Regions from separate parts of the Homo sapiens genome. Here region 1 is linked to region 2. A link is a loop called in an ENCODE intact Hi-C map of the cell type or tissue named here. Cell type or tissue: breast epithelium. All regions are shown on one strand.

Region 1 (2,500 bases), 710 kb after region 2:
TCAAACCAAAGTTCGTAGGCCAACAAAGATGGGCCACTCACAAGCTTCCCATTTGTAGATCTCAGTGCCTATGAGTATCTGACACCTGTTCCTCTCTTCAGTCTCTTAGGGAGGCTTAAATCTGTCTCAGGTGTGCTAAGAGTGCCAGCCCAAGGTGGTCAAAAGTCCACAAAACTGCAGTCTTTGCTGGGATAGTAAGCCAAGCAGTGCCTGGACAGCAGAGTTCTTTTCTTGGGCAACAGATAACCAGACAGGACTCTAATCGTGCTCTTATTCAACATTCTTCTGTCTCTGCCTAGACTGGAATAAAAAGCCAATCTCTCTCGTGGCACAGGGAAGGAGATACAAGCTCGTTTACATGTGATAGATCTAACAAAGGCATCTACCGAAGTCTGGTCTGGATAGACGGCACAGGGAGCTCTTAGGTCAGCGCTGCTGGTTGGAGGACATTCCTGAGTCCAGCTTTGCAGCCTTTGTGCAACAGTACTTTCCCAGGATCCACAGGAAATACTCAGAGTCCACCTGGACATTTTACTTATATTCAGTTTCCAAGTGTCAGAGGGGTTCAGGACTGTCTGGCCTGGGGGGCCTCCTCATGACCTCAATTCAGGATTATCTACTCAAAGCATTAAACAAAAGGAAATACATTTTCAGGATGAAGGCTGCTCTTTTAAGCCCTGCTGAAGAAACCATTTCAAACAGGATTGGAATAGGGAAACCCGGCACTCAGCTCGGCGCAAGCCGGCGGTGCCTTCAGACTAGAGAGCCTCTCCTCCGGTGCGCTGCAAGTAGGGCCTCGGCTCGAGGTCAACATTCTAGTTGTCCAGCGCTCCCTCTCCGGCACCTCGGTGAGGCTAGTTGACCCGACAGGCGCGGATCATGAGCAGCTGCAGGAGAATGAAGAGCGGGGACGTAATGAGGCCGAACCAGAGCTCCCGAGTCTGCTCCGCCAGCTTCTGGCACAACAGCATCTCGAAGACGAACTTGAGACTCAGGACCGTAAGTACCCAGAAAAGGCGGAGCACCGCCAGCCGCTTCTCTCCATCCTGGAAGAGGCGCACGGACACGATGGTGGTGAAGTAGGTGCTGAGCCCGTCAGCGGCGAAGAAAGGCACGAACACGTTCCACCAGGAGAGGCCCGGGACCAGGCCATCCACACGCAGTGCCAGCAGCACAGAGAACACCAACAGGGCCAGCAGGTGCACGAAGATCTCGAAGGTGGCGAAGCCTAGCCACTGCACCAGCTCCCGGAGCGAGAAGAGCATCGCGCCCGTTGAGCGCGGGCCGGGGCCCGGCCGAGCGTGCCACCCGCGGGGCTGCGTCTCCTCTCCCCGTGGCCCTCGCCCGCGCCTGCCGCCGCTGCTGCGAGCGAGAGGCAGCGAGCGGCCCCGCCAGCCCCAGCCCTCGGCCCTGATGCGCCGGCAATCCCCCGGCCCCGACCCGGGACTCAACCCTGGCCGCCCGTGAACGCCCGCCTCGATCGGACGCCATGCCCCCACAGGGCGCGTCCCTAGTGCGTCACTTCCGGTCGACGGCGGAAGGCGGAAGGCGGAGCGGTCCCTGCAACCCGGCCGGCGGGAACTGCCTTCTAGTTTTTAGTCTCAGACCAGACCACCGGGCGCACCCCGATGCCGAGCCCGCAGCTTCTGGTGCTCTTCGGCAGCCAGACAGGCACGGCTCAGGATGTGTCGGAGAGACTGGGTCGCGAGGCCCGGCGCCGGCGGCTTGGCTGCCGGGTGCAGGCCCTGGACTCCTACCCGGTGGTGAGGGCTCGCTAGGGCCTCGGCGTGGGGGACGAGCAGGCCTGGCGTGCCCGCCTCGCGGGGTCATCGACCCAAAAGGCGTCGCATTTTCTCTGAGAGCGGGTCTTTCCCTTATGGCGGATTTAGGGAAGGAGGTTTGGGAAGGGGAGTTCAGTTTAGCACCTGGAGGAGGTTGGAACCTGAAAGAGAAGACGGTCTGGCTGCTCACATAAATCCCTCTGCCCTGTCAGCCTGAGTAAAGGAGAAGGGGGTCAAGTTTTGGGAAGGACGCCCGGTCCTTACAGCCGGAGGTCTTACGTGTGTGTGTCTTTTTGTTGAGGTGAATCTGATTAACGAGCCCCTGGTGATATTTGTTTGTGCAACTACAGGCCAAGGAGACCCCCCTGACAACATGAAGGTAAGGCTGGCCTGATGTGGCTCCTCAGATCCCTGCCCTCGACCCTCACCCCGTTTTCATTGCCTGGCGTCTAGGTGCAGTAAATAGCTCTCCTTTATCTCATGCACCTTCAGAGGTGGATTTGAGAGAACGTCCGTGAGTGGGGCTGGGGGCTCCGGTTGCCCTCTCTAATAAACTCGTCGTAGCCACCAAATAGCCTTATTATCCGTTTTAACCTTTCTTATTTTTCCAGGGCTATCTATATGTGCATCTAGTCTGGGTCTTGTGTGTATTTCTAGACTGTATGACCCTCAGGGAACGTTGCTGAATTCTCTGACCATCTTTTAAGCACATATTCTAT
Region 2 (2,500 bases):
TGTGTTTTAAAAAGGCTCCTCTGGTCGGCCCTGGCATCCACAGAGCGCACACAGACGCCCGAAGGCTTGGGAAAGGAAGCCGGGGTCTCGTGGGGCGCGCCGTTTACTTGAAGGCCTCCGGAATGCGGGCGATCTGGGACTGCATGCTGGTGGGAGGGCTGGAGACGCCCTCGGACCAGTCGGAGACGTTGGAATGCGGGGACGAGCTGGACCACTGGTCAGGGGACTCAGGGGACGGGGTGAGGAAGGGGTGCTCAGGCACCTGTAGCTGGTGGCTGGGGGTGTTGTCCACAGGCGAGGAGTAGCTGTGCTGCGAGGGGGGCGTCAGGAACTGGGCTGCGGTCACGGGTGGGACCAGCGAGGATGGCAGCGACGTGGGCAGGGCGGGGCTCTCCTGGGGCAGAATAGTGTGCACCGCCAGGCTGCTGGGGCCCAGTGGCTGCACGTCTGCCTGGCTCGGCTCTCCACTCAGGAAGCTCCGGCCCAGGTGGCCGCTGGCTGCTGAGCTCACGCCAAGGTGCGGCTGTGGTGGTGGTGGTGGCGGCTGCAGGCTTTGCTGCTGCTGGATGTTTGCTGGCTGCAGGTTCTGCTGCTGCATCTGTAAGTTTTGTGGCTGCACCTGCTGGGTCTGCACCAGGTGAGGCTGGGTGGCCAGCCGGGTGCTGGGCAGGCCCTGGTAGCTCATCATCTGGGACAGGGCGCTGGCAGCAAGGCTACTGTGCAGCGGGCCTACCATGCCATGCTGCAGGGAGGGGGCCTGTGTGCTCAGGGGGCCTGGTGCCACACTCCCCCGCAGAGGGTTGTATTGGTTCGGCACCATGCCGCTCTGCAGCCGGGACAGCCACTCGCATTGACCATTCAAACTGGTGGACCCGCCCACAGTGAAATTCAGGGCCCCTCCGCTGCTGGAGCCCAGGACGGTGCTGGTGCCAGAGGCCACAGGCAGGTGGGAGAGACGAGGTGGGCCAGTCTCAAAGGCCAGCCGGCCGCCCCCACCCAGCGCCGCCATCTCGGGCTTGGCCGCCACGTTCAGGTGCCCGATGCCCAGGTGGGTGTCGGGCATCCCAGGCAGGTGGTTGAGGGGCACGGACGGAGACTGCTGGAACGGGGAGGGCAGCAGTGGCGGCGAGGCCACGTCTGACAGGTAGCCATGGGGTGACTCCAGGGAGTCCACGGGCGAGAGCATGCCGGAGCTGTCCAGCAGGCAGCCCTTGCCGTCCTGGGACTTCTTCCTCCGTGCCTTGAGGTCCTTGGCCTCCTTGCTTCCACAGGCCAGGCCTTTGCTGCTGGGCTTGCGGACCTTCTTGCCCTGCACGCCGGGCTTGAGGCTGCCCAGGTAGCCGTTGGGCGAGCAGAGCGGGGGCGACAGGGTGGGCGTGCCCCCCAGCGGGGCTCCGTGCAGCTGCGGGCTGCGCACCAGGTTGTACTCGTCCAGCAGCCTCACGATGTCGTGATGCATGCGCTCCTGTGCGATGTCGCGCGGCAGGCGGTCCATATGATCCGTGATGTCCCGGTTGGCAAAGTGGTCCAGCAGCACCTTGGCGGTCTCGTAGCTGCCCTCCCGGGCGGCCAGAAACAGGGGTGTCTCCTCCTGGGGGATGAGGGCGGGGGCCGGTGAGGGGGGCCAGGCCAGGCGTGGGGACCCTCCCCAAGGTTCCATCACCAGAGGAAGCAGCAGTACAACCTCCTCCGCGGGGTGGGGGCAGGCAGGCTGCTCCTCAGGACCCCACCCCAGCGTCCTGCAACCACCTAGCCTGACTCTTGTTAAATGTTAAGGCTTTGATACATCTTCTGAAACCCACCCAGAGAGGGGATCTGTGCAGTCCTCTACCCTAGATCAGCGGGGCTCCACCTCTATGGGGGGGTCACAGACCCCACTGAAAATCTAACCAACTGCAGGCCCTCTTCCCTGCCCCCAATAAGGCACAAAAGGAAATTCCTGGAGCGGTTCAGAGGCACCGGCGAGGGCACCAGGGAGGGAGCTCGTCATCTGGACGGCCATCAAGCCACCCTGGTGGCCACCAAGCTCCTTCCTGGGGTCTCCTCTGTGCGGTGGACACGTCACAGGTCTGGGTGAGGCTGCTGTGTGGGAGTGGGAAGGGGCTTCCCAGGCCTTGATGCCCTCTGGGGCCCAGTCTCTGTGGGGCCATGCTGCCACGGACTGGGGAGCGCCTGGGCCAACATGCCCCGGTGCCCAGGCCCGCTGTGTGCCCTCACCCAGGAGGGAGAGACGCCTGAGCCTGACATGCCAAGGGGGCAGCAGGAGTTGGGGGCGGGGGTGGGGGTTCTGGCGGCAGGGAGGTGGGGGTGTCTGCACCTGTGCCCTGAGCACCCAGGGGAAACCAACAGCAGCTGCAGGGCCAGGAGCTGCAGGGCCAGGATGAGGGCTGGGGGTGGCTCCCCTTGGATATAGTCCTGAGACTTCTTCCTCTGAGCCTTGAGGTCCTTGGCCTTGGTGAACACACCAAGAGGCCCCGCCCCGCAGGGAGCTGCCGCCACG

What was found. A loop is a pair of places that touch in the nucleus more often than their neighbours do. Peaks named below come from ENCODE experiments on the same cell type or tissue, not always from the same donor. Only the 100,000 strongest peaks of a DNase experiment are listed, where the experiment ranks them.
Region 1: it touches region 2 in a loop (13-fold over the local background); 1 of 110 quality-filtered maps calls a loop at or near these places.

What each region holds. Positions count from the first base shown.
Region 1 is chr9:137,204,150-137,206,649 of GRCh38, forward strand. TMEM203 (transmembrane protein 203) reads right to left here and starts at 1,499. Exons shown (of 1, transcript NM_053045.2): 1 at 1-1,499. The coding sequence starts at 1,265. The coding sequence ends at 855. NDOR1 (NADPH dependent diflavin oxidoreductase 1) reads left to right here and starts at 1,551. Exons shown (of 14, transcript NM_014434.4): 1 at 1,551-1,763; 2 at 2,083-2,160. The coding sequence starts at 1,629. RefSeq lists a silencer at 1,255-1,514. In breast epithelium, no CTCF peak of the experiment used is centred here; a DNase peak (open chromatin) is centred at 1,532; H3K4me3 peaks cover 2,500 bases; H3K27ac peaks cover 1,111 bases.
Region 2 is chr9:136,495,968-136,498,467 of GRCh38, forward strand. NOTCH1 (notch receptor 1) reads right to left here. Exons shown (of 34, transcript NM_017617.5): 34 at 1-1,591. The coding sequence ends at 104. Among named protein-coding and RNA genes, the nearest start is that of C9orf163, 14 kb to the left of the region's middle. RefSeq lists an enhancer at 2,173-2,500. In breast epithelium, no CTCF peak of the experiment used is centred here; no DNase peak of the experiment used is centred here.